7 separate regions of the Mus musculus genome follow, and regions 2, 3, 4, 5, 6 and 7 are each linked to region 1. Evidence: chromatin loops called from intact Hi-C (ENCODE). Cell type or tissue: heart. All regions are shown on one strand. Region 1 has its middle 190 kb from the start of Gm40217. Region 2 has its middle 100 kb from the start of Gm40217. Region 3 has its middle 190 kb from the start of Gm29922. Region 4 overlaps Plpp3 (phospholipid phosphatase 3). Region 5 overlaps Plpp3 (phospholipid phosphatase 3). Region 6 overlaps Plpp3 (phospholipid phosphatase 3). Region 7 holds the start of Plpp3 (phospholipid phosphatase 3).

The links. Peaks named below come from ENCODE experiments on the same cell type or tissue, not always from the same donor. Only the 100,000 strongest peaks of a DNase experiment are listed, where the experiment ranks them.
Region 2: it touches region 1 in a loop (8-fold over the local background); 7 of 42 quality-filtered maps call a loop at or near these places.
Region 3: a loop joins it to region 1, with 15 times the contacts of the local background. A loop is called at or near these places in 3 of 42 quality-filtered maps.
Region 4: it touches region 1 in a loop (2.6-fold over the local background); 4 of 42 quality-filtered maps call a loop at or near these places.
Region 5: a loop joins it to region 1, with 2.5 times the contacts of the local background. A loop is called at or near these places in 5 of 42 quality-filtered maps.
Region 6: it touches region 1 in a loop (2.7-fold over the local background); 6 of 42 quality-filtered maps call a loop at or near these places.
Region 7: a loop joins it to region 1, with 6 times the contacts of the local background. A loop is called at or near these places in 6 of 42 quality-filtered maps.

The regions. Positions count from the first base shown.
Region 1 is chr4:105,504,670-105,508,669 of GRCm38, forward strand. No RefSeq gene overlaps it. Among named protein-coding and RNA genes, the nearest start is that of Gm40217, 190 kb to the left of the region's middle. In heart, a CTCF peak has its summit at 1,711; DNase peaks (open chromatin) are centred at 1,692 and 2,802.
Region 2 is chr4:105,422,131-105,426,130 of GRCm38, forward strand. No RefSeq gene overlaps it. Among named protein-coding and RNA genes, the nearest start is that of Gm40217, 100 kb to the left of the region's middle. In heart, a CTCF peak has its summit at 1,644; a DNase peak (open chromatin) is centred at 1,911; H3K27ac peaks cover 290 bases.
Region 3 is chr4:105,656,608-105,660,607 of GRCm38, forward strand. No RefSeq gene overlaps it. Among named protein-coding and RNA genes, the nearest start is that of Gm29922, 190 kb to the right of the region's middle. In heart, no CTCF peak of the experiment used is centred here; a DNase peak (open chromatin) is centred at 2,254.
Region 4 is chr4:105,223,462-105,227,461 of GRCm38, forward strand. All of the region lies in intron 5 of Plpp3 (phospholipid phosphatase 3), which reads left to right. Among named protein-coding and RNA genes, the nearest start is that of Plpp3, 68 kb to the left of the region's middle. In heart, no CTCF peak of the experiment used is centred here; DNase peaks (open chromatin) are centred at 690 and 2,300; H3K27ac peaks cover 1,020 bases.
Region 5 is chr4:105,202,649-105,206,648 of GRCm38, forward strand. The region is part of intron 2 of Plpp3 (phospholipid phosphatase 3); the gene reads left to right. Among named protein-coding and RNA genes, the nearest start is that of Plpp3, 47 kb to the left of the region's middle. In heart, CTCF peaks have their summits at 1,671 and 2,499 (motif pointing left); a DNase peak (open chromatin) is centred at 2,593; H3K27ac peaks cover 2,030 bases.
Region 6 is chr4:105,215,745-105,219,744 of GRCm38, forward strand. Plpp3 (phospholipid phosphatase 3) reads left to right here. Exons shown (of 6, transcript NM_080555.2): 5 at 3,584-3,760. Among named protein-coding and RNA genes, the nearest start is that of Plpp3, 60 kb to the left of the region's middle. In heart, a CTCF peak has its summit at 2,428 (motif pointing left); DNase peaks (open chromatin) are centred at 497 and 2,677; H3K27ac peaks cover 858 bases.
Region 7 is chr4:105,154,694-105,158,693 of GRCm38, forward strand. Plpp3 (phospholipid phosphatase 3) reads left to right here and starts at 2,654. Exons shown (of 6, transcript NM_080555.2): 1 at 2,654-3,270. The coding sequence starts at 3,132. Gm29838 (a long non-coding RNA gene) reads right to left here and starts at 1,978. Exons shown (of 2, transcript XR_376486.3): 1 at 1-1,978. In heart, CTCF peaks have their summits at 2,428 and 3,637; DNase peaks (open chromatin) are centred at 2,688 and 3,768; H3K4me3 peaks cover 1,968 bases; H3K27ac peaks cover 1,481 bases; H3K27me3 peaks cover 589 bases.

The sequences.
Region 1 (4,000 bases):
AGCAGCCAATGGAATCTGACCAACTGTTATTCTCTTTTGTGGGCATGTTCTAGCTAACTCTGGGATATTTCTTTCTGACTGATTGGCTCATAGTCTCTACACTATAGAGACTTTCCCATGAGACAGGGTAATTGATCCTTTTGTTCCAGTGCTAGAAGCTGTACTGCCTGTCATCCTTACCTTTAGGAAGCTCAGGGCTCATCCACGGGAAGAACAATTAGGGAGCCTTACTTTGAATATGGTACTGTAAAGTACAAAGAACAAGACACTGAAGTAACATGTGATAGTGGGACCCAGAGTCAAGGGTATAAGGAAGGCCACCTTGAGAAAGTGACATCCAGTACTTAAGGGTGAGCTGACCAGCTGTCATCTTCTGACCAGCGGGAAGTTCTGCAGTCAAGCCTATACCTACAAGAGATATCCCTAATCTTTTCTGACACATGGACCAGAAAGTCTCAAGCCATCCCCTGGAAGTCTACCGTTATCAAATTGCAGACACTCGTGGGATGGCTGAAGGCAAGCCAGTGTGGTGTCCTGAGCATGGGGCAGTCTCCGTGTTCTGCCTTTGCCACTGTGGGCTATGAGATATTTAGTGAGATACTTATGTGATCCATAACTTCCATATTTGGGAAATAAAAGTGAAAATCTTCCAGGCCACTGTAAATAACTAACGAGATAATAAACACAACTTAGTTTAACTGCTAAGAACATGAAATAAAGAGGGGAAGGCGCTTGGAGGTCATCTGATCCAGCACCAAGGTGCAACACAGGGTAGAAGATGCTGATCCCATTGGACAGTTCTTTTGAAGACTCACCCTGGCTTGGACTCTGGAGTTCTATTCTTGCCATTAATACACACGTTTCCGTTATAATATCTAAAGCACGAAGAGCTAGATTTTAATTATTAGCTGCACAACTCAGACATGACAAAGGAGACAGTGCTTCTTTTTAATGAAATCACTGAAATTCTACTTGCCTGACATCATGGACTCCATCACCTCCTCACATCTCCGAGGCTGGAGTGGCTATGTCCTATCCTGATGGTAAATGGCTCTGTGGGGAAATTGTTAGGTTGAATTCAATTAACAAATGACTAAGCTTGGGCTGGAAGGAAACAGCTGGTTTGGCCTCTCTAGAAATCTGTGCATTTTGAATAACAAAGCTGTTACTGAACTGATTTAGAGCCGAGGGCACTAAGCATCACATGGACCTTAGACAGTCAGTAGGCTGTTGGAAGGTGTCAAACCTTAACAACACAGATAGTAGCCACATTTACAGGTGGATGAAATGGAATAAAGGTCCACACCCCAGATCAATGGAGGCTAACTGTTAGTTTTGAGACATTTGTTGGTAAAGTACAGCAAGGTAGATACAGGCTCCTTGGTCAGTCAGTGTCTGGTCAGTGTCAGCTTGTAGCTAGTCTACTGCTCAGGAGCAAAGCTGAAGTGGTGGCAGAGATCAGCTAGGATAACTGCTTGCTTGCCCCAGACTGATTATCAGCTGAACACACAGAGGTTGGCTAGATGGCCTGAATGCCTCCTAAGTGTGTGCTAAACGGTACCCGATCTTGAGTGAATGATCCAGGTATGTTGCTGCTGATTGCTATCAGCCAGGATTGAAAACAGGGTCTCAGCAAAGATCACAAGCTTTAAAAGGACAGCACATCCCCTTTCTTTGTGCTTCCTAAAGCATTTCCTCCCAATCCCTTTGGATGGAGCTCAGGAGTTGTTTCCTCTTTAGGATCACAACAAAGGGCAGTGGGGACAAGTCACTCTGGGAACTTTAATTGGCAAATGTCCAAATACCTGCCACACCCCACCTCCCAGTGTGTGTATGTTAAATTGAATTGTGTGTGTGTGTAGTATAGTATTTGTGAATCTGGTATGCATGTAATATTTTGCATAGTGTGATCTGCATTTCTGTTTTATATGATATCCATATAATTTATGTGGCACATACATATACATACATATACATATATATATATATATGGTTAGTGTACATATGGGGGAGAGTGTGCTGAGGTGAGCATGTATATGTATTAAACATGTGAAATGGGCTATCCCTCAAGGCCATCCCAGCTATAAACTCTGTGCTAGCATCATCCTCCAAGAGCTCAGAGAAATCAAATACTGACAAGAAGGAGGCACAGCACATGCTCCTCCAATTGGCCAGGAACCTGTTCCGGTGGGGCACCTGGTATATTATGTAATTCATAGTATCCTATGAAGCATTAAGTGGGATACTGAAATCAAAAGGTAAAGCAGTTGTCCAAGGCCATTTATCTTGTGCCTGGTGGGAGAAGGTTTTGACGTGCTTATGCAGTCAGCCAACCTGAGACAGGCAAGTGCCCAGGCAACAATGCAATAAAAGATGAAGGACTATATAGCCAGAGGAGGTGGTAGAAGAAGATAGGGGCATTGAAATCCTATTGTTAGACCCTGGGAAGCCTTCCACTGGAGGTCTTAAGGGACTGACATTCTTCAAAGTCATCTTCTTTTGGCTTTCTGGGAAGACTTAGAGTGAAGAATCGGGAAGTCAGTTCACAGAAACAGATCATTCCAAATAAATACCTTGTGTTCAACAGGAACAGCCAGGCTGAGTCCAGAGCAGTTATGATAGAATCCCCTAGGGTGTTGCTTTCCAAGGACAAGTTTCAGATTCTATATCGGTCAAGAGTTTGGGCTTTCTTTTTTATTGCGGCCGGACTGTGATCGCTATCTGCAAGGGAAACAGACAGTGGAAACTATTTCATTAGAGCCGATGAGAAAAACATATTTCCATAGTGCCCTGAATAGCAAAACTTGGCGTTTGAAGTCATTATTGAAATAATGGGCCAGGTGGGAAATGAGAACGATAAAGAGAGGAGAGAGGATGGGAACTTGAAAGGTCAAGCTGGTTGTTGATTGTTGGTGAGAATTTCTCACTCAACATCAGGCTGCTCTCAAGGTTCCTTTTAGAGTCTCGCCTGGGTTGTGACATGGGGAGGAGGAGGGAGAGTATTTGTTTAAACTTCCACTGGTGGTGGCTTACTCAGGGCTTTCCAGGGCTGTCCAGTGGAAAGAACTCCATTGCTTCCTTTGTTTCTTTGTTCTCCATTCATTAGTTTACTGTGCCATTTCTTCATTCATTCATTCATTCATTCATTCATTCATTCATAGTTTCCTGATACTTCTTATGTATCGGGCGGTGAGTGAGGTGCTAATACAGCAAAGACAAACCAAGGGCTTGTAGTCCCACGAAGAGGAATAAACTGTGGTCAGTCATAGCTTATGTGAGCATGCTATAGTAAAAGCAGGAAAATTTCAACTGAGTGTCATTATGCTATACCTGTTTTGACCACTAAGAATATATTATATAGAGAGTGTGTTCCTTGCCCTCTGAAGGCATCAAAGTCTAAGAAAATAAATTTTCTAAAAGGTCCTTGAACTAACAAGCCCGTGGAAGATACAGTCTGAATTATTGGCAAGGCCAATGAGTGAGATAAGTGTGAGAAAATATTCCACCTCCAGGCTTCATGGGCAGGTTCGGTAGGAAGCCAAGGGATTCCACAGTGGTTGAACTCACTATCTCTAGACCTACCATCTCCCAGATCTGTTGGTAAATGACATTCTTAAGTGAGAAATTCAAAGGGGAACAGCTTGTATGAGAGTGCCACTAATCTTGCTTTTAAACACATTTAACTTGAGATGGTTACAAGATACACCAGGGACTCCTCTTACAGCTGTGACAGTACCCTAGTCAAGGCAGTTGAGAGACACAGTGTTTTGACTATGGGATTAAGGGTACAGCCCATCATAGTGGGGAAGCCATGGTGGCAGGATGTGTTGGCCATCTGGAAATAGAGAGAGGTATCCAGTTCACCTTTTCCTCTCTCTTCAAGCCTGGGACTGCAGTGGGTGACAGGTAGGGCACCTGTGGGTATGATCCTCTTCAGCTCTTGTTGTTCCAGGACACTCTTGGCAAACAATGAGGGCTGAGTAAACACAGCAATCATAAG
Region 2 (4,000 bases), 83 kb before region 1:
TTCTTACTTCCCAAGGGGATTCAGTTTTATTTTGGGGGGACTTTCTTACTCTATTGTGTGTCTTGATGGGACATTGTGAAACAGGTTCCTGCCTCTCATAAAAGATCCTGAAATGGTCCCAGAAGAACACTCTTTGGGTACTAGAGCATGATTTGCAATCAAGTGTCGAAAACTAAATGAGACATTTGAAGAAGAAAATGAGCAAAAGCTACCCTGATGGGCGCTCTTGTTATCTAGGTCTCCTTAGTGGCAATATTCCATGCTAATAGAAGTGACAGCACACTGTGCTAGGAGTGTAACAATTTGAAACATGTACCTACTGTAGAAAGTTTTGTTACTGCTCCTGAAATTGTCCTGGGCTGGGGTGAGGACTGACTGGAGACCCAGGGCCAGGTGGGAAGGGACACAGTCTTAGGTAAGACAGACATTGTCAGAATCGGGCCAGAGGCAACAAAGGAAACAGAGCTTTGCTGATCTGTTGAAAACCACTGGGGGAGGTCTCACTGGAAATGAGTCGGAGGCTAACTACGCTGCTATTTTGGGCTCATTCAACGACAGGACCTAAATCAAACAGATGTGCTTTTGCCCTCGTGCAACACTCTAGAAGTTTGTCATATGAAACGTGGCTTCCCTGTCTACTTTCAAGGAAATTATCAACCCATCCTTAGCTAAAGGGAAGAGCAAAAGAAAGCAAGGGGAACAACTTTTTCCTCTCCCCCTCCTTGTCTTCCTCGTCTTCCTCCTCCTCTGCTTCTCTGTTTAGAAAGTGACCCGAGAACGAGACTGTCTTCCCCTACTTTATTTATGTTCCACTGTATGGCCACTGCTAGATTCAAAGAAGGCTGGGAAATTCAGCCCATAGTGTGCATGGAAGACAGGACTCTCCCATTTGGTTCATGTGGAGAAATTTGCTAATTAAAGGAAGAGAGGGAGGATAGATTGATTTATAGGAGTCTAGTGACTAGATTTTGTCAAACCCATTAATTCTCTTTATCTTCCCACTGAAGCAGGAGCCCTTTCTCTTCCCTCTGCCTCCTTATGGTCTTCATGGGCAGTCTGGCTTTAAGGGACGACCCGACATATACACTATGATAACACTTTGTTGCAGCCACTGTTCTAAGTTACTTATGAGCTGAGTAGTTCAATCCACAGGGAAAGTCTTTCCTTTTTCTTTAAATCTCTGGACTTGGGCTGAGGGAGAAGAGGAGAGAGAGAGAGTGATACCTTACACAGATTAGTACAACAGTTGCTATAGCTGTCATTTGAACTCTTTCTGATTTCAAGGTGTTGGTGTTTTCATTCTACCACAGGTAGCCTTCAGGTCCCTGATGGTGTGAGAACTGGCTGGGGCATGGGGTGGGGGTGGGGGTGGAGCAGGGTCAAGAATGATGAGTAATGGGAAGGTAGTGGGGTGAGCACAAGTAATAAGAGGACCAAGTACCCTCTTTCCCCCTCCCGTGTGTGTGTGTGTGTGTGTGTGTGTGTGTGTGTGTGTGTGTGTGTGTGAGTGTGTGTATGGTGTGTTCATAGACACATGAAGGCAGTCAGGAGAAAGACAGATTAAAAGACTATGCTTACAGGCACCTGTTTGCTGATTTATTTCTATGTAGTCTCTGCAGACCCAAGCCTTCCCTGACTTGGAAAGCATGGGGGAGCTGTTTGACAAAACAGCTGAGTCACCCAAGAGTCTGACCTTTAATGTGGAAAACCGTCACCAAGGACAGGGCTGAGGAGTAGCTGCTGGGTAATCAGGAATGGGGGTGGGGGTAGGGGTGGGGGGATAGGGTCCTGGCAGGACAAGGCAGTGGTCAGAGCAGCAGGGTGGGGAGCCAGAGTGCAGGCAAACTGATTTCCAGGAAGGAAATGCTGCCCCACCCACTCCTCCTCAGGCTGAGGCAAGGTTGCCTTGTTGTCTGGTTCCAGAGAAGGACCTCTCACAAGAATTCTATTGTCTGACCTTCAGAAATGAGAATAAAGTTGTTCCTTAAGGGGGACAATGAAGATCACAGCAGCCAAGGACTCGGGCCGGAAGAAGGAAGTCCTTAAATGCTCTAAGAACTTACAACAGGGGTTTGGGACAAGGGTTCAGGGACTACACTTCAGGAAAGGCTGGGCCTGGGAAGAGAGGTAAACTGAAATCTGTCCTGTTGGGTGCCTAGCCCACATCCTCGAAGGCGATGGTTCCTAGCTACAGAACTGGAGTGCCCAGCTCCATGTTCTTGCAGGCTATACTTCCTGCCATAGACCTGGGAGTGCCCAGGCCCCACTTCTAAAGAATGCCCTCTTCTGAGCCCAACAGAGCTGCTCACTCTTTCTAGAATAGAGTCCCACTGTCAGCAACCCAGGTCCTCTCTAGTGTGTCATGTTCCCATCTAGGTCATCCTCCACCTCCATGATCAAGTTCCATTGTTCCGGGAAGCCTTCCTTGATGGAGCAGGGCAGAAACACGTATCCATCTGCTTTATCTTGAGGTCACACTACTTTGTACTTGCACAGGATCATAAATTCTTAGGTGCTCAGTAAATAAATAAGTGCTGATAAATTAAAAGTTCTGAGGATCTTTAACTGCTATTTTTTTGGTAAAAGTTATCACTAAAAATTAAATATGGTCAAGTCATGTATGTTCATGGATGAAATTTACAAGACCTTTTGCTGTGTTCTGATTTTTGTGGTTGTTCTTGCTTCATGAAGTGTGACCACTGAAACTATTTGAACCTCCAGCTAGAAGACGTGGGTAAGGAATTCCCTGTCATCTACCTTTCTGCTTTCCGCTCTCCAGAGTCCCATCTCTAGGCAAGGGGCTATGGGGACAGATGATGGCCTCTTCCTGCAGGAAAACGCCCTGGGTCCACTCCTGAAACTCCTACAGGGATCTCAGAATATTTGCATTTTAAAAGGGTCACGGTTGAGAGGCCAGATGCCTTAGGGGTGGGACTTTTTCTAGAGCAGGAAATCAAGTTTTAAGGGCAAAGGTGCAGAGCTCTCCAGAGCACAAGAACAAAGGGCCAAAGATTCTTCGCTCAGCTTCCTTAGAGAACCCTCATTCAGCTTTGAGTGAAGACCTCTCCTCCTAATCAAAACTTAAGCAATGGGAGACGGGGGTGGGGGTGGAATGTAAATGCATACGGCTAAGAGAAAGAAGCCAATCTGCAATGCTGCGTGCCATGCCATATGTTTCTCACAAGATGACATATGTCTTGGTAGACATACCATAAAGACAGTATGAATGTCGGTGACAGACTGTAGTTGGGTGAGGGGTCAAGAGGCCAGAATAAGGGACAATAAAACTATTCTGGAAGACATTGCAATGGCGGATGCCTGACACCTAGTTGTCAAAAAATCCACAGAGTGCACAATACAAAGACAATCCTAACGTAAGGAACAGACTTCAGTCAGGAAGTGTGTCAATGCTGGCTCAGCGTTAACTGTAACATATATGCTGTATCAATGCAGGATGCTGATAACAGGGGAGATAATGTGGCCGCAGGGGTGGGATGGGGGAGATCCTTGGGAATTCTGTAGCTTTTGATAATTTTGTCACTAAGTCTGCAGCTTCTCAAAAAATAAAAGCAATTTTATTTATAGGAAAAAAAAAGAAACATTTCCCTGATCATGCCTAACATTTACATTCATATCATATATTTACATGATGTGCCACACACAGGTACTGTCCTAAGCAATTTGTACTATCAATGCACTACAAATGTTCTCAAACCAAACCCATGACACAAGCACAGTCACACTGGCCTCACACCATTGACAGGGGAATGAAACTCAGACAGGTAGGTGAACTTCCCCTGTGCCACACAGCATAGCAGCAGGGCCTGATTTGGCCCCAGGCAGTTTGGCTCCAGAGTTGACACCAGGATGTAAGGTCCTTTGCTGGTCAGCTGTCTGTCACCCTGAGACACATATGTCACCTTGACAGACCCCTGAGTTAACGGATGCAGAGAGACTTTTCCTTCTTGCTCACAGTCATTCCTGTTGCGTCACACAGTCT
Region 3 (4,000 bases), 150 kb after region 1:
TTTATTAAATACCCGTTCATTGAGGCAGTGGCCAGTTTCACCAAGTGTCCTCATGTAGACATTTCCTCCTGTCACTTGTCCTTCCTCCCTAGAGTCACTTCCTAAATTAATTTTGTCTCTGGTCCCATTCTGGGGATCTCTGATTAAGGTAGCTGCCTACAAAGTGGTCCCAGGTCGTGTTGGTTGGATGGTGTTTCTGAGTGTTCATTTCTAGACCAGTGGTCCTCAACCTTCCTACTGCTGCGACCCTTTAATACAGTTCCTCACGCTGTGGTGATTCCCCCCACACACCATAGAATTATTTTCGTTGCTACTTCATAACTGTAATTTTGCTACTGTTATGATTGTTACATAGTATTTTTGGAGATAGAGGGTTGCTAAAAAGGTCACGGTCCCCAGGTTGAGAAAACCATGTTCTGGACTCTTATCGTCAACATCCTAACTTCCAATTTGGAGCATACTTCTATCAAGAGACACTGGAAGATTTCCACTAAGCTTCAAACTGTGTTTCCATTTTGTCACAAGCACCCTTTATCATTCACCAACAGACAAAGACCTCAGTTTATCCTGATGAGGATAACGGACTCTGGATATGTAGAGGCACCAGGCTTGTTGCTATAGAGTGGAAACAAGGCACAATATACCAGAAACCTAGGGGATTCACCAAAGTGATCCTTGATACTTCCATGCATGGTCACAATAGTCACAAGGCAAGAGTCACCAAGGTTTATGCATTAAAGGCAACAAGCTCTCCTATCCCTCTAGGATGAGGTCCACCAAGAATGCACCCATGTATTGGCTAGGTATGAGGAAATCGTTAGAGATGTTGGAGATGGAAGTGTGGATTTTGGCCGTGGGAGTTCTGGTAAGATGAAGGGTTGCTTTTCTTCAATGGGATGAGCTCCTTTTGTTGAGTTCCTCTGTGCACTTCCTTGGCTGTATGCCACTCTTTCTTCTAGAAGTCACTTGGAAGTGAAGTACCTACACATGAGCTTCTGCTTCTGCACATGTGGGGAATCTATGTAGAGGAAAGTACAGCTGGGTATGCTCTCAGTTGCGCTGAGTAATCATTTTTGCAATGACACTTCAAAGTAGTAATATGTTGTTAGATTTCTATTCTGACACAACCTTTTAGTGAGGACCCTTGAAATTTTCCCACTACTATATGCCAAGGTGAGTGATCAATTCCCAGTCTTCCATATGAGTTGTGAATATTTTTGTCCTTTTGTTACTTTTAAATTATTTTTTAATTATATCTTATATTTAAAATAGACTTTATACATCTTAATATATGTAGAAATATAATTTGTATATAATATATAAATTTATTTTATATATTTATATGTATATAATATGTACATAAATATATAAACTTACGATATATTACATGCATATTTTATAAATATATTTATGTACTTTAATAACATATGTTATATATCTTGTATTTAAACATTTTAGTACAGGAACAGTTAAGAATATAAAACTAAATGTACTAAAATAAGAGACACTAGTTCACCAGAATTTTAATCATGTTGAAAGTTATCTAAAGTAGAATATTGAGTAAAAATGTATTGATACTACAACATGAAAAACAGAACATATGGTATATAAGAATGACTACAATTATAAAAATTACTGACAAGATGGGAGATGCTGCTAGTATTATAGCTGGGAGCTAGAGGGCAGAAATATATTTACGCTTTTATCTAATACTTAAAATAATGTAAAAACAGATATAAAAAGAATATAAAAACACAAGTAAGTTAAATGTACAGTTTCTGGTATTGAAAACCTGATGTAATTGAAATTTCATTGTGCTTGTCTTTTCTACCCAGTTGGGAACATACAGGGCTTTGTTCTTTCATTTGGGAAAAGTCACACTTTATTAATAATAACAACTTACTCTCTCAGGAGATCTGGGAGCAAAGGCACCCGGCTTTGGAATGCTGGGCCCTGCCCCTGCCTTCAAGACGTCTGAGAACGTTTCCTTGGAAGTTCCAGGATCAGTGAGTTTGCCTCCTTTCAATGGTTTCCTCAAACACATGTAACTTACTAAAGCTTAAAGACTTACATTTGTAAAAGCCATTAGTGTCGATTAATGCAGACAAATGATTGAGATTGGGACACTGGGAGGTGCAGCTCCACACCTTGCACCATTTATAGGCAGGAAATGAGGAACAATTAGGTTAGTGAGGCTAAAAGGCACCCACCCCCCAGCCCTGCCTGCATGAGGTCAGATTCAGGAAGGTTCCATGGGAGTGTAATGGGAGAAGGGGCGGGGCTGAGTAGGCAGATGGGATCAACAGGCAACAGTGATGGCCAAAGCAGATTTCTCTGCAAGTTATTTCATATCCCACATCACTGACAATAATAAGGACGAGTTTGGTTTTTTGTGGCCCTCTATGTATGCTTTTAGCTGTCTTGGGAAAACACCCATTCATCTTTATATAATTATTTTAATTTTTATTTGTTATTATCATCATTATTATTGTATGTTATATGATGTGTGTGTGTGAGTGTGTGTGTTCATGCCACAATTTATATGTGGAGGTTAGAAGACAATTTTACATAGATAGTTTGGTTTTCTCTTTCCACTTTTATGTAGGTTCCAGGAATCAAACTCAGGTCATCAGAAGTGTACAACAAGTACTTCATCCTCTGAGCCCCTTTGATTCCCCCAATTCCTCAGCAAGAAATATTTTCTGAGCACATAGTTGGTTCAAGGAATCTAATGTTAAATGGGTGTGTAGTTGTTTTCTCATGGAAGTCAATTTAGCCAGTTTTAAAGTTATGAGGCAGTGAATGGAGCCTATGGGACCCATGGAAAGCTACCAAAACCCAGTCTTGGGTGTGATAGAATTGGAAGTGAAGTCTAAGATAAGACAGGATAGATAAGTGAAAATGCCCATTCAAAAGATGAGAGAACTCATTTAGAATCGAAGCACCTAGACATATCACCAAGGAATAAAGAAGACATCAATTCTAGCTCTTAGGAGAAAATAACACAATGGAATTTTCTTTTAGTAAGAACAAGGAACAGCCCACTTAAATGCTTTTCTTAAACTTTTTGTTTCAATGTTTATGGAAAGGAACCTTATTTTTTAATCTTTTATTTAAATGCCCCGGAAATAGATGATTTTTAATTCTCTCAATAAAGTTCAACCAACTATACACAATCAGACAACTTCAGGGACATTTACTAAGCTATAGAGTGACTTTTTCTATTGTTGTGAGAAAGCACTATGACCAAGGAAACTCATAGAAAGAAGGGTTTGTCTGAACTTATGATTCTTGGGGAATAAGAGTTCTTATCACAGCACCAAGGAGCAGGCTGGAGCAGGATACTGGGGCCAACATCTTGAACTGTGATCAGGAAGCAGAGAATAAACCGAGAACAGTTTAAAGTTTTGAAATCTCAAAACCCACTTCTGGTAACATACTTCCTCCACCAAGGCCACACCCCCTAAGTCTTCCAAAACAATGCCATCAATCAAAGACCAAGTATTCAAATGCCAGAGTCTATGATATTTAATTATGTATCATGCAAACCACCATAGGACACATACTTAATCTGCAAGCTTCAAGGACTCACAGTCTGGTGAAGAGATTTAAGACCATATGCAAAGCAGAAATTCTCAAATTGTGTTCTCCAAGATAAAAATAAGACACTTCTTCAGATTTAATATAGTATTTAAGTATAATGAGGTTATTGTACTAGCCCTACAAAGTATACATATTTGAATAGTATCTTACTTCATGAGGCAAGGGCAGGGCCATCCTTAGCAACAAACTTCAGGTAACACAGCATCACATCCTACAGCTCCATTGTGAATTCTGTTTTGACTGCAATGCTTCATTAGAAGGGCACACTATCCCTGCTGTAAGTTTTCTTTCCTCCTTTAATGAGCTCTGTTAGATCCAACATTATATCCATCAATCATTTAATATGAATGACCTCTTAGTTTGATACTTAATATTATATCTGAAAGGGAAAACTTGA
Region 4 (4,000 bases), 280 kb before region 1:
AGCAGATTTGTCTAGGCAAAAGTGGCGTGCACAGGGAGTATGGGTTTAGTTTGCTTGCCCACTGAAGGCTTTCCAGAAAGGGAAGACTCTGGAACCTGATGAAACGCAGTCTACACAGTGCCTTGGACTCAGTACAGATGCTAGAACTCAGGCAGGACAGCACACCAAGGCACACCTTTGCAGGATGTGAACAGAAGAACAAAGCAGAAGGCCACAGCCCAGACACACCCAGAGCCAGAAGAGGTAACACACATGCGTTATCTTTCATTTGCAGAGACTAGACCTCCAGGTGCACAGAACAGACAGACAGACAGACAGACAGAGCCAAATGCTGCTGCACAGACCCTTGTTCTTCCTACCTGCACAGCTCTGCAGCTCTCCCTACCAAAGATTCAAACCTCTACCTGGATTCAGCCAGGCAGTGGGACAGAGGGGCGGACATCGGTTGGTTTCCTGTCTGATGACTACTTGCATATCTGGTCACCTCCTTACTGACCCTCTAACAGATGGTAAATTAGGGGGGCACTGAGAGGGGTCAGAGGAGGGCCAGGCCCCCATGGCTATGGGTTCTGCAGAGGAAGCAGCTGCTCCCAAGTTTTATAAACACACAGCAGTCTTTCCTGGTTTTCTCTTCCTGGGGGTGTGGCCCCCCACTAGCAGTTGCTCTTTTGTGCCTGCTATCTTCCTCCAGGATGCAGGGAAGGGCGAGGGCATTCTTTGTCTCTGGCCCAGAGCAGTGACCTTGGGAAGAGTGAGGGGCAAGAATGCTCACGTGAGGAAGAGCCGGGCCACGGCAGCCTTGTGAGAGGAAGCTCAGTGAGGAGAGCCCAGGACACACCCAAGTCCACACACACAGAGTCAGAACCAATTCCAGGTCGCTGTGTTGTTTCAGGGGTAAAACAGCAGTACCAAGCCTGCATTCTGTCCCTGGAATTTGTAAGACTTTTTCCTCTTGTAGTAGGAGATTCTTACCTGCTCCCTCTGGATGTAGTCCAGTGTTGCCAGAGTCAAGAGGGATGGAAGAAATGACACCCACATCCCCTGAACAAAAGTCTGACAGTAATGCCCAAAGCTGACCTCGCTACCTAGTTCCCCACTGTCAGGTCGGCAGGAACGTAGATGTGGCAGGGAAAGGAAGCCAAGGCATAAATCAGGAGATGGTAACAGTATCGTTACAGCACTCCATAGTTTGCAAAGTTCATTAAGAATCTCTCTCTTTTTTTTTTATTTTTGTTCCTTTGCTGAGAGGGAGGAAATCGAAACCCAGAGGAGGCAGTTGTATCTTGCTGCTTGCTAGTTGGCATGTTGGCAGGTCCTGTCTAACGTTTTCTCTTTTATCTTTTTAAATGCTGGTGGTGACCTATAGATGCTCTTGTTACTTCCTAACAGCCAGACAGTGGTATGGTGGGAGCCAACTTGGACACTGGGTGGGCACAGGTGTGAGGGCAAGAACCAAACTCTGCTCTTTTGCAAGAGAGAGCAAGTGTACACTATAGATAGATAGATAGATAGATAGATAGATAGATAGATAGATAGATAGATAGATAGATAGAGATATCCTTAACTTTTAAGTTTTATTTTATGTGTATGAGTATTTTGCCTGCATGTTTGTTGTGTACTGTATGGGTGCCTGCTGCCCTGAGAGGACAGGAGAAGGTGTCAGATCACCTGGAACTGGAGGACAATTATAGATGCTGAACACTGAACCTGGGTCCCCAGACAAACAGCAAGTGCTTTTAACTGTTGAGCCATCTCTCTAGTCCTGTTTGTTGTTGTTGTTGTTGTTGTTTAAGTACCAGTTGTACACAAATGCAAGGCAAGTAGGTGATTAGAAAACATTGTTCAATTCTGTACTGCATCAAGAGAAACAGGTTGTAATTGCTGGCTGAGCATCACACAGCAGCATGATCCTAGCCCATCATTGTCCCTTTCAGATGCACAGGGCTAACACAGACACTGGCAAATTCCTGGTGCCAGCAGCCACCGAAAGCCTTTTATTGAGGCTAAAAAGCAATGACTACGAATTGAGTAACTCTCCTAGAGTCAAAAGACTAGGCTGCCAAAGATACTTTGTCATTCATTATACAGTCCTTACTGTTACTAGGCCATGAGGGTGCATCAGTTCCTGGAGCTTTCTTCTCCAAAGAAGATTCTCTACTCAATTTGAGAGACAGCTCTGTGTGGAACACTAGAAACCTGAAAGGAAATCCCTAGGCCAAGGCACACTTCTGCAAGTGTAGGCAGAAGAGAGGCAGCTCTGGTGTCTGTAGTCACCCGGGAGGCGGCCAGAATGACTCAGCACAACTCCTTGCCTTGGAGTAGCTCACAGTCTAGAAAGGGAAGCATGATAGAGCATTTAGAGAACCACACATCAAAGCCTGTGTTGTAACAGCAAAATGGAAGGTTATTAACTGTACAGAATGAGGGACCAATGAGAGGTGGGAGCAGCTCTGGTGGGAGAAGTTGTGGTGGATCCCAGCGTGGAGTTGAAGGAGCTACTATGTCCAGGATACAAGCCTCGAGGCCCCGAGGTAGAGGGTTTGAGCCCCTCCATTGCCCTCCCATACTGTCCACTGCTGTTCTCTCGGCTACTTAGTCTATACCACAGATTGCTACAAAGTCGGGTAAAGTGCACATTCCAGGCCACCCACAGATTCTCAGACATCTCTCTTGCGAAGCGTCCGGGTGATTCTGAAACAGGAGGGTTAAGGGACTGCACTTGGCAAAATCCCTGACCAGACAGACAGCTCTTGTTTTCCTTTGCATCTGAGATTCTAAAATTCTCTTGCTTTTATGTTATCCATCCCATGCTGGTATGGAGACGTGGTGGGGTTTCTAAAAGTCTCAGTGTGTAATCGGTGTGATTCCTATCTTCAAGGGGCTCACTTACTTAGTCTGCAGAGTTGAAACCCTCAAGGATTCCTGAGCACTGCAAGTCAAGTTTGCTGTCACTATGTGCTCCGAGCCAAAAGCCTTTGCAACGTTTGCTGACTAAGCCACCCACTGCCGTGGAAGCAGAAGCTGGGCTGAGGACCGAATTCTGGCTTCTGGTCTGCATGGGTCTTAGTGATCTCTTGCTAGGCTACATCCCAGCAGGATGGGGCCGTGTGTGCCCTAGGGGTGGCTGCCATCTCTCTCCACAGCAGGTGAAGATTCATGATGAGACATCAAAAACAGACTTTTGCCACTATGCTGACTCACTCCTCAAGATAGCTCTAGAAATTGTAGGCCTTTGCAAGTAGATCCTATCTACCTTACAGAAAGCTCCTGTCTACTCGGCTCTGTAACCAGCTCGAGTCTGCACATGCAGACTCACGTGTGCTCTCTCTCATGTATGTATTTGTGTACATATGTGTATATGAGTCTCATATGTATGTATGTGTACACTCACACACACACATACACACACATACATGAGACATTGTTTTGTTACATACATAGCAGAAACTGGCTTTAAACTTGATCCTCCTGCCTCAGTCTTCTGAGTGTTGAGTTTGAAGACATATATTGCTGTGCCTACCTTTCTTCTTTTCCTAGTTCTTACTTGCCTTCCCACAGAGAAAATAAGTAATTTTTATATAACTAGGCAGTGAGTGCAGCAGCCATTGATGATGGCTGACACTTAGTTTTTCCCTGCACTGTCCCACATTTGTACCCTGTAACTCCCGAGCTAGGTATTGTGTCCCCAGTAATGGCAAGGCTTGGATTTGAGACACAAGTCCATTTACTTTAAAGACTAAAGCTTTCTGACCAGTACCTCTGGTTGGATAGAAGGAAGTAGAAGACAGGTAGGCAGTGGCCAGAGAGCAGTACAGAGTAGGCATTGCAAGGGGCCTCACACTGTGAGCTTCTTATCTCCGCATCGTGTGAGTGGGATTCCTAGAGCCTCCTTGTTTGTGTGTAGTCTTGCTGCTGGAGGAAGGGTGATATTGTCCAGGGTGTTTGTGTAAGTAAACCATCTTCCGCCCTTGCATCCGATCACAGAATGGCCAAACATTGG
Region 5 (4,000 bases), 300 kb before region 1:
CAGGAACTGCAAAGCAGACCTGTTTGGCTGGAGAAACAGGGAAAAGGGTGAGGACGAAGTTCAGGTAGACAAAGAAGACCGGGGCATGACTGTCAAGGTCTCTGGTGGTGAGGAATTTTCACTTCAGTTAATTGCTAGAGAGCAACAAGAATATTGTTCTAAGTTAGCAGGGTCAGTTTTTTAACTATGGTAAGAATGAAGCCTGAACCCTCGTGGTGGCAATATGAGAGGAACTAGAGGGGGAAAAAAGATGACACAAGGGATCTGTGGATAGTTGCTGATGGTGGTGAGTAGGGAAATGGAGGGGTCTTAAGGGTCTGGGTTTTTGTTGTTAGGTTTAGGGGCACATAGACTAGAAATACAGGGGTGAAAGTTGTCTTGGGGGGAGGGTGGGGATGGGTTAAATCTTAAACTCTGATCTACTAGTATCAGTTTTATGTCCATTTGGGTGAATTATCAGAGGCCAGGGACAGGATTGATGGGAGGGGGCCCGTTCGTCCTTAGGAGATCATTTCATCTTCACAGAGCATTTGAAGCAGCTAAAATCACAGCAGAGAGCCAGGGATACCACTCTACGAAAGAGTAAAAGCCAGGTGTGGAGACATTGGAAACGGAGAGCGTAGCTTGGAAATAGGAAGAAACGCACAGTGGTACAATATCAAGGAAACCTGACAAATTCAACATGAAAGAGGACTGTGAAGTTGGCAGCCTGCAACACTCTGGAAAGAGCTGCCAGGAGACTGGCATGAACTGGCAGAGTATCTCTTCAAGGAGGACTTTGGCTGGGAGCGCTTGCCATTTGGGAAAATAACTGTACTTCAAACCATGTTCTTCAGGAGACCTGTGGGCACAGGGCAGCCACTGATGGCTGCAGCCATAATTGGCTTCTGAGGTTTCTCTCTCTGGCCTCTTTGTCATCTGTGTTAGAAGTCAGAGTTGTCACACCCACCACTGTAGCCTGAGAAATGTCTGTGACGTATAGCCTTTCTCAGGCAGCATGGCACTGAAGTGCCAAAATGCTGGAGACAGCTGAGTGGGAATTTTCCAATCACTTAATTCTACTCAAGTAAAGATCTGGCCATTTCCTTCTAACAGATGGAACATTTGGCTTCAGAGAAAATTCAGCTCCATTCCTGATTCCATCTTGAAAGGCAAAACCCAAGCCTATTATATTTTCCCTTAGCCTTGAGACTGAGAAAAAAAAAAGAAAAAGAAAAAACAATTCTCCATCGCCAAATGTTTGTTGACTGAATCTCTTCTGGCGCAAAGAAGTTCGTTAACCCATATACACATGCGCGAGGTCTGGGGGTTAGGGTAAAGCTAACAAGGACATAAACATACAAATAAACTCAGTAGTAGACCTGTATGGGTTGGTCTGGTGCTGCTTGTATTTAAATGCTAAATACTGGCTCCCAAGATCTGGTTGCAATGGATCCACTACAAGAGACCTTACTTGTATGCCTTTGTATTTGGGACTCAAAGACCAGCTATCTTCTGGGACTTCAAGGAAACGGCTATCTTGGTACCATTAAGAAGAACCCAGGAGGGAGGGAGAAGGGCAGGTGTCGGCGATGGGGCTGCCAAGCTGTCCTGCCCTTCTCCTCCTTTAATTCAGAGTGACTCACTGGCCTCTCTGGCCTTTACTGCTCTCACTTGGAAAGTGTGTCAGTAATCCCAGAATGACCTGCAGGGCTCTGTGAGAAACAGACAGCTCGACAGAGGGAAAAGCGCTTTGTAAGCTGTAAAGTTCTATGTAAATATTATTAAAGCAGAACCGAGTATCGGGATGTTAGCCCTTCAGAGTCACCCGGGGAAGACGTCTCAGTTTTTAGAAGAGGAATTGTTAGGACATACTGTGTAAAAATATGACTTTTTCTTGGGGTGATTTATAAATAGAGCAAAATGTTTAAAACAACACAGCAGCTGAGTGGTGGTGGCGGCGATGGTGGTGGTGGCGGCAGCGGTGGTGGTAGTGGTGGGGTCCTTCTGCAATGGGCTTCTTTTCTTCTATCTTGTTTCCTGGAAAGATCAAAATCAAAACCACCACACACGTATTTTCTGCTTCTGCCCTGGCACGGCATATTTCCCACATCCTAATCGTGCAAGAAGAAGAAGAAGAAGAAGAAAAAACAACCAAAACCAAAATGAGCCTTTCAAAGTGCCAGGCATTTGACATATCGCCCATTGAATTCCTTGCCAGCCTTGCCAGGTGGATATTATTAATGCTATTTTCTATAAGGGACCACCTAAGCCCAGACAGGTGAAGTCATGTGACTGCAAAGGACTAGAATGATGAGACTGAGACTTACTGGCTCCCAGGTTGCTGCTCCTTCCTCCCCAGGAAGGCTAGCCTAAAGACCCTCTCCATTTCCCCTCCTGAATGGAACATCTGTAAAGATGTGGGTAGCTGGGCTCTTTTTCACCACAAAAGACAGGAAGAGGCTCTCTCTTACAGTTGGAGACAACCTCCCAACCACTGGCTTGCCGGCCAGGACCCGTCCCTTTCTGTCCCCTTGTGGCTTAATTGCCATGCCTTCCTCTGTATGAGTTTCCAGACTCTGGGCCAAGCTCCTTAAAAGGCAGGTAGGGGAGAGTTCTCTGCCGGCCTGGCAGCCAGCCATCCCCCCCACACCCCTCAGATCCGCTGCTAGCTGCTTCAGAGATCAACATAGAAGACATTTTTTTTCCCAAAGTGAAACTTATCAGAACTTTGCTGACTGTGGCAGGAATGAAGGCCCTGGGGGTGGGGACCAAGCCTTTGGAGGAGGGGTGGGGTGCTCATTTTATGACCCAGGAATGAAAACATTGTGAATAATGAATAAAGTCCGAAAGTAGTAAATCTGAGACTCCAGAGAAGGCGAGTAACATGTCAGGGAGCGGTTTAAGCCTTCGCCCCTCCTGCAGAGGTGCGGCCCAAGTTTCATTAAATAGCCTTTAAGGGTTAGGATTACAAGAAGCCCAGTCCCCTGGTTCATAATGATGATTTATGGCTGTGTTGTCGACTCCGCGACCCTTCTGTACAAGGGATGGAGAAAATACATAATTTGCTGCTCATTAACTGTGCAATCTGTCAGGGCGGCTCCAGAAGCCATGTGGTCCCGGAGCCTTGCGTCTGCTAAATGGCTTCAGCAAGGCTGTCCTGGAGACACAACTGCTCCTCCACCATAGGAAATGGTTTTGATAAGAGTGGCACTAACAAGCTGGTAGCCTGCCCATGTCTTGGAACTGAGAGACAGTGGACTTTACTCCTCGGTCATCTCCCATCCTTCAGAGAGCCCCAGAATCCCCATCTGTACAACGGACTTGCCTTGTCACAGAAAATCACACTGCATGAGGCTTGAGCCAGGATTTCTTTGTCAGTGTGGCCTGGTCCTGGCAACTCAGGAGCAATCCGAGGGCAGGTATTGTGCCCAGGGCCTTGGTTCTGCTCCCAGCTTATAGGTAGTTCTTACAAGAAACCTTCCTCTACTGTTGTCTGACCTGTTGCCTCTGCTTGGTTAGGAAGCTGGGTCAGAAGAGAGTTAATGGCATCGCTCTTAGGAAGTACTAAGTCACGATTCTGCGGATAGAGAAGTTGACCTGCTCCAGATTCACCCTGTGAGTGGAGGACTCCCATCATGGGTACTTGATACTTATTCAGTGGCCACCCCCACTCCCTGCACGTAAACACACCTGAGTGTGATTTATAAATAAAGAATCAGAAGGAGTCAGCAATCGGGGCTGTGGCAGTGGACATCTGGAACTTGTTAGCCTATAAGATTCCATAGGGTAAAAGTGTAAACAGGTTGGAAGAGGGAAATGAGTTGAGGATGGGGGTAGAGAACGTTGGGCAAAGACTGAGTGTGTGTGCCTGGGTGGGATATTTGGGCCCCAGTCTCTTCAGCACAGAATGGTTGCCTTCATTTCTGACCTGCCGTGACACTCAGATTTCATCTCTTATATGTTATCAGAGGGACCTCGGCAAGGATTAGGGGACACTGCCAGGTCACATGTCTTCAAG
Region 6 (4,000 bases), 290 kb before region 1:
TTGGCGCTTGTGAACTGAGCTAAGCAGGAAGATCCCATCCATTTCGTGGTAGAGCTGGTAGGGGTGCCACAAAGCCTCCTACCTCCTGCCATTGCCTAACTAACTTCAGATCAAAAGCAGCCACTGGGTGGAAGGTCGCTGCACAAGGTCGGTCTTTAGTAATTTATTGGTTTTGGAAAGATTGTCACGGTCATTGAATAACCCATGTGTCAAGGCAAAGGAGTGTCCCCATCGTGGTCATCAGGGTCATCCCTGACCACGAGCCCTTTGCTCCACAGTGTTCCAGTTCCTGATGGATATGGAGGCAGTGCTGGCTGTCGGTCTGCTGGCTGTCAGTCCCACTCCATGTGAGGAATTCTTTTCCCATGGCCAATACTGCGGTCTCATTCACAAGCACTCCCTTGCTCTCTTCCTGGAGCTATTCTCATGCCTGTCTCCTCCCTGAGTTCCACTCCTCTAAGAGAGTTTTCTTTTCTGGAGCCCCAGCCTGAAGCCTCTGAGTCAGTGGCAGGGGAGATGTAGCCTTGTCCGGTTGGGAAGCCCACCCTTCCTCTGCCCCACCCTGGCTTCCCAGGCCTGTGACCTAAGTGGGCAGGCAGCAAGCAAGGAAAGGGTGGGATTCTGCACGAGCGCTTTCCAAGGTCTGTAGATTCTTTTCAGTGAAGGAAACTGAAAATTCTTAGAGCTACTTAAAGAAAAGTGGTTAAAGAATAAAATCTTCCCTCCACCCTCTGGCAGGGTTTCTTTGCGTAGCCCTGACTATCCTGGAACTCACTCTGTAGACCAGGCTGGCCTCGAACTCAGCAATCTGCCTGCCTCTGTCTCCCAAGTGCTGGGATTAAAGACCTGCGCCACCACTGCCCAGCAAGAATAAAAACTTTTTTGCATTCTAAATATTTATTCTTTTTTAATTAAGTGTTTTATTTGTAAGAATCAAAGCTTGTACTTACTGAGTTGTGTGCTGTGCTGTGCCCTCTGTGTCCGGGCCCTCTGTGTAGTCCACCATCTGTACTGCTGCCTCTCAGGCCATGGTTATTATTCTCCTTCACCTGAGAGGAACCAGAGGCTCCAGAGGGCTTTCTGATTAAAATCTGTGTTCTTTCTGTTGTTATCCACCTCTCTCCTGTCCATCACCAAGAGTAGCTGAAGAAGGCAAACCTGAGTGGGCACCCAGAATGTCCATTCTTCCTTGAACTTGTTTTGGGTTGCTGAGAGACCATTCCCACCCCCATAGTGAGAGAGACACTATAGTCCAGACAGGCCTCAAACTCACAATCCCCTTGCCTGGGATGTCTGCTTGGACTATAGATACCATGCTGGGCTAAGGGCAGGATCTTTTGGTTCATCATATCAAAGTATTGAAGCATAAATGGAGTAGCCCATGGCCAAAGGCTTTAGAGTTGCTCTGACATTTACAGTGCCTATGGTAGCCCAACCCTGCCTATCTATACTCCTTACAAAGCATGTAGATTAGTTTTTCATCAAACTGAGTGCTTTACTTAAAACCAATTTTTGTAATTGCCAATGCTTTTTTCCTTTAATAGGAAGATATTCTCTAAAATGAGTAATTTCAGGCTATGTGGGTCTTTCCCCCGAAGAACTCAAAGCCTTTGGTAATTTTATATTAAGGACTTGGTATAGTGCGTTCTCCAGTCTTGTGAGACCCTTAGTATTGCATGGAATACAGCTCAAGAGAACGTAGTCTGCCTAGCAGAAGGCAGGTTCCCTGGTCTGACCCCCTAGGCCCTCTCAACCATATTTCTCTATATACCCTATGCAGTCACAGCCCCCACCAGTCTCCCTTAACTTCCATTAAAATGTCTTCTATCTTGATGGTTGAAGTCCAGCATCCTTTGCCTTTGGCAATGATCCTAGCCACCCTCTACCTCCTTTAACAGTGTCTGTTCAAAACATCACTCTACGCTTACTGTGCCCATAATTGTACACGGAGTGGAGATGCCTTCCCGTTTCTTTGTCATTGACACCTGCCATAGCATATGCCCGTCCATGGGTCTGTTCTCTGGGATTTTTTTCTTGAGAATGAAATTTCTAGTTTTATTTTTCAGGTATTCTAGAATGTGCATTAAATTCTACTTGAATTTATATACATTCATTGTTCTTATAAATGAAGATTCTAACTCTATTCCAAGTGTCCTTTATGCCCCTTATTTCATGAAGTTTTGGGTACATTCATTTGTATTAATTGTCTTTGCCTTTGGGGTGGTGGTGTGTGGGGATTTTTATTGTTGTTATTTTTGCGTTTAGATTTTTAACTGGTTATTGCTGATAGATGAGAAAGCCATTGATTAAAAAAGAGAAAAAACTAGCAGCCAACAACAGTGTATACTCTTACTAGTTTTACTAGTTTTTAGATTTTTTTTTTTCCTATTACACCCATTGGGTTGAAATAATGGTAGAGCCACCTGCTGTTTTCTGTGGGTAGTTAAAGCCTCTGTCCTAGACATCGCTCCTGCGTAGCTCAAGTGCTCTGGGACCGTCCGTCCACTCTCCATCCCCTCAGTCCGGCTCCCTGGCTCTTGGCATGCTCCTTCCTGACCACCAAAAGGAAAGTGTCCCATTGTCCCTGGAAGGGAGGTCCGGCCTTTGCCCCCACCTCAGGTCTGCCTTGTGCCTAGCAGCCCCTCCTTCTGCTCTTCCTTGTCCTGGCCTCTCCCCTGCTTTGATTTGTAGACGGAAGTTCCCCCTTGTTCCTCTTGATTCTTCCCCCTCATTTCCCAAGTTCCCACAGGAACCTGGGAAGTAGGTTGTGCCCAGAGGTTAAAGCGGAAGCTCTAGCGAGATAACTCCAGAGGGGACAATACCCAGCTGACGTCATTTCAATTTTCCTTGGGCCAGAGGAGGTGTCTGAGTTGTATTTTTTTTTCCCCTTGTCATTTTCTTCCATTTTTCCTCAGGATTACTCTTCTTCCCTACCCAGTGCAATATCTCTTCCCTTGAAAGTTCTCTGGCATTGTCTGGCTGGTTTACATTTCTTCCTTTTGATTATTCAGAGTCCAGGTTCCTCCTGGTGACTTAGAAACTTCTCTTGGATAGAGTTGCTTTCTTTCAAAGCAGAAACATGCCCTTGTTGAGAGCATCAGAGCAGCCTCATTGGTATGTCCTTGCTGTTGCAGTGACCAGCTGGTCCCTAGGGACTAGGCAGCTGTAATCCCCGAGAAAACTCACAAATGTGTAAAGTAAATTGACATCAATCCCACAACAAAGCCTTTTCTGGCCTTGGTTACTGATCTATAAGTAGTATAGATCCAGAGGGTAAGGGGAAAGTCATATTTATTAAATGCTTACTGTGTGCCCAGCAGCATGTAAAAAAACATTCATGGGTGCTATCTTATTCAAGTCTCCATAGCTCATCTCTTAAAAGAAAAATCAAAATTTTATGCTATAAAAGCTGAAGATCAGCATTTCCCCATGGGGCATCGTGTCCGAGTTAAGTGCTCTGTACACAGTATACCATACCACATCTAGATGGTTCCATTTGGCAGGAATGTGGAGCACACTAGCCTAGTGGTCTAGTGTCTGTGAATGAGAAGTCATTGAAGGTGTTTTTCTCTCTTTCTGTCAGCTCTACCTTCAGGCCCGCTTCACCTGGCGCGGGGCCCGACTGCTCCGCCCCCTCCTGCAGTTCACTTTGCTCATGATGGCCTTCTACACGGGATTGTCACGGGTATCTGACTACAAGCATCATCCTAGCGATGTCCTGGCAGGATTTGCCCAAGGAGCTCTGGTGGCCTGCTGCATAGTAAGTAGCCCTTTGTCCTTGGCACTCATACAGAGCCCTGAACTGATGCCTGTTAAATGTTTCCAGCCCAGTGACTAAAGCCGTTGAATCTTCATTCCGAGTCGTCTCTTCTTAGTGTCCCAAAAGCCTCGGGCTCCAGGATCCCATCAGTAGATGGCAATCGTTTAATAGGTTCTGTGAATCCTCTTCTCTGTGAGCACAAGTTTTGTCTTGTAGAATGCTGTGATCAGAAGTCAGCTT
Region 7 (4,000 bases), 350 kb before region 1:
TCTTCCAGAGGAGGAGGAGGAGCAGGTAGGTTGGACTAGCTGAGCTCCACTCAGTTGTGTCTTGGGCAGTGGTTTTCACTGCTGCTCCTTCAGATCTCTAAGACAGGCTTCAGGGTTCAGGCCTTGAAGCAGCAAGTTATGGCCACTTGTGCAAGGGAATGAAGCCGGAGTGGGAAGTGGGAGCGCAGATGCTGGAGGACCCAAGGTGGGCGGCAGGTTAGAGCAGGCGGCAGAAGCTGCCTTTCTGTGCTGATTGGAATTCTGAAGATTTGGCACATTGAATTTCAAGGAGGTTTCTGCACGTGAAGAAGAGGATTGTGAGCATGGAAGAACCTCGGGTACCCAGAATTCCTTTTAGAGTGCTGTTAATTATAACATTAGCTTCGCATTGTTGCTGCTGTTTTCCCAGGTGAGGCTGTGCTGCTTCTCCTGAAGGGGGTTTCAAGGAACTTCTCTTAGATGCCAAGGGGCCTCACCTGCTCTCCTTTGATGGGCGGGATGCCTCTGATTGGCAGCTGACACGTCCGCTCCAGCACTTTCTTGGTGCATCTTGCTTTCAGAAGACAGGACTTTGCCTTTCCTTGCCAGTCTCATCGTTAATTAGGTCCAATGTGGGCTTAATTCAGCATACCTCAAACCCTGAGCACTACAGAGGCTCACTGAGGATAATCAACGGTCCCACGTCAAAGGCCATTTACACAAATGACTAGTTTTTGTTAACTGACACCAAGTTAGACTGAGTGTTGCACGAGTGGCCTAGGCGAAATATTGAAGGTAAAATTAATCCTGTGCTGGAACCAAGCAGGACAAGGAGAGGGGGTGAAAGATCAGGGTGCACCGGAGGAGAAACAGTGTGCTAGTTGAGGGGAGGAAGGTTTATGATGTAGGTAGAGGGGTGGGACCGAAGCGGTAGGCAATAAAAGGGATACTCAAGAGGGCTGGCGGTGGGATACAGAGTTATGGAGTGGCCCACTAGGGCAGTCGGATATCATTTGTACTATCCATCCAAAAGCTAGGACTTGGAGCTGGGGAGATGGCTCCGTGATTAAGAGCAACTAGTGTTCTTGCAGAGGACCCAGATTGGGTTCCCAGCACCCACACAGTGGCTCCCAGTCATCTGTAACTCCAGTTGTAGGGATCTAACAGCCCTCCTTGGCCTTTGTGAGTGCTTCGAGCATATGGCACACAGACATACATGCAGGCAAAACACTAGTCTGTATAGACTGATATAGAATACTAGATAGAATAATCTTTTTATAAAAACTAGAACCAGCTGCATCTAATTCCAGCTCTCGAGAGGCAGAGGCAGGCAGATCTATCTCTGTGAGTCTGAGGCCAGCCTGGTCTACATAGTGAGTTCTAAGACATATTAGGGCTAGAGAGAGAGAGAGAGACCCTGTCTCAAACAAACAAACAAACAACAATGCTAGAACCATTGAGCCATTTCCACCTCTGTATTATAAAGACCCTTGGAAGAAATGTGCATTTGTATGCTATGTACTGTGCTCCAAGCTTGATACTAAGGAAAATGTAAGGGAGGGTCCTGACCCTTCAAGTGTTGATTCTCTTGAAGGAAAAAAAAACAAAAAACAAAAAACCAGCTCATAAAAAAGTAATCAACTTTAAAAATCATATAAAACCATATAAAAAGTATTCAAAGGGAAACATCAGATTCCTTGAAAGTCAAGGCCAATAATGCTCAGGTATGCCGGAGGCCAGCTGGACTAGGAAAGAGGCGGGCAGGCTTGGCTTTGGTTACCCACGTTCAGAACTAGTAGTATTGGCTCAACTCACCGAGCTCCTCTGTTGTGCAAGCTTTGCTGCAGAAGCACATGAGAAAGAATCAATTATATCTCCACCATGACTGCCTGGGGAGAAATATTTTGGTGTCTGTAGTTTACTCGCGGGGAAATTAAGGCACAGAGACATAGGATTCTAGAACAGGGGGTCTGGCTCTGGAGTCTCTTTTTTTTTCGGGGGGGGGGGGGGTGGAGGGGAGGTTCGAGACAGGGTTTTTCTGTGTAGTCCTGGCTGTCCTGGAACTCACTCGGTAGACTAGGTTGACCTTGAACTCAGAAATCCGCCTGCCTCTGCCTCTCAAGTGCTGGGATTAAAGGAGTGCGCCACCACCGCCCAGCCCGGAGTCTTTTACACCGTAGGATCTTCGGAATCTAGCACAATTATCCGGTGCTGAGCGTTAAAAGCAAAACAACAACCAACCTAGCTTTCCTTGAAAATTGAATTTTTAGGATAATCCAATTCAAGGCTGAAATTTGTAAATAAATAAACAAGTAAATAAAGAAAGCATTTTAGTATTATAGACCTCCCACCGATCCTCTCCCCACCTCTAATCAAAGGCCAGCAAGAAAAAAAAATTTTATTTATATGTTTTTTTTCCTCCCCTTTTGTGATGCTTTGGAGTTTCTGAACGCTAGGGGCTCCCTGATTCTCTGGTTTGAGAACAACTTTTTCTTTTACGATTTTTTTTTTTTTTTTTTTTTTGGAAAAGGGGTGGGGGAAATGTGGCCTTAATTATCCTACGTTTTAGGCAGCTTAAGGAAGGGGCTGTGCTTTCTGAATCTTGTTGGAGCCAAGTAAGGAGGTCCTTCTCCTCCCCCCTCGCTTTTTAAAGGCGCTCGTGAAATATAAGCTCAGAAAACAAACCGAGCGATCACAGCGGCAGCCCGGGCGGCAGCAGCAGGAGGAGGAGGAGCAGGAGGAGGAGGCAGAGTTGGAGTTGGGCAGACGCTGAGGAGAGCTAGCTGCAGGACGCTGCGGAGTTGCAGGGCTCCGCGCTGCTCCATTCATTAAGTAGCTGCGGAGGATCGTGGCGGGACGCCGACGCTGCCCACTCGCAAACTCCAGCACGCAGACGCACGCCAGCCGGACGCGTCCGGGGCAGCACAGTTCTGCAAAAGTTCCTGCTCGGGATTTGGCTCTCTTCCCCTTGGACTAGCGAACAGTTTGGGGTTGAGAGGAAAGCAGAGGCGCCCAGAGGGGAAACCTACCCGCGTCTGCAGTTGGAACTACTCCGCCGGGCTGCACTCTCGCCGCCGCGTCCCGAGCCCGCATACCCGCTCCTGAGCAGCGGCGGCCCGCATCGCCCCGGGAGGCTCCCCGCAGCCAGCGCCATGCAAAGCTACAAGTACGACAAGGCGATCGTCCCTGAGAGTAAGAACGGCGGCAGCCCGGCGCTCAACAACAACCCGAGGAAGGGCGGCAGCAAGCGGGTGCTGCTCATCTGCCTGGACCTCTTCTGCCTCTTCATGGGTGAGCGCAGTCCCACGGGTCCCACCCAACCCCTTCCGGGCCCCGGGCCCCGCTGCGCTGTCAGCCCCCAGGGTCCCGCAGCCATCTCCCCCACCCCCGGGCGCCGTGCTGGCCGCGAGCTCCCCGCCCTCCCGGACCCCCAATCCCCGGCCTGCGAATTCAAGTTGGGGCGTGCTTGTGCTTTCGCGGCAGCTGGAACCACCTCCTTAGGGGTGATCTCCAGCTGGGAGTCCGGCCCAGCACCTCGGAAGGTGTGAGCTCGAGCTCCAAGATATGGAGGAAACCTGTGGCTCTCTGCTCTGTATCCGAGTCAGATGCGAGTGAGACCCATCTCGGTCTCCGAGCAAGGCAGGCTCCTGCCGGAGTGGCGCTGCTCGTCCCGGCTGCATGTAAACATCCACCCCTTCCGTCGCGCTGCCTTGCAGGGCCAGTCGCGCTAGCCGGCCTTGTCACTCGCTACTCGCTTGGCTGAAAGCCCCAGAGGGTGGAACGCGGCTCTACCGGGCCAGGTGCTGGGCAGCGAGGAGCACATCACTTGTTGAGCGCCTACTGTGTGCCAGTTGATAGGCCGCTTCCCGGGCATCAGCTTTAAACTAGCTCACTCCCTGACTTGTGCCGGGAGGCCACTGAAAGAAAGGCTGCCTGCCACAGTCTTGCTTGGGGGCCACAGTGGAGCTACACTCCCTCAAAGTTGAGGCGCTAGCTCAACTATTAGAACAGATGCAAGTTT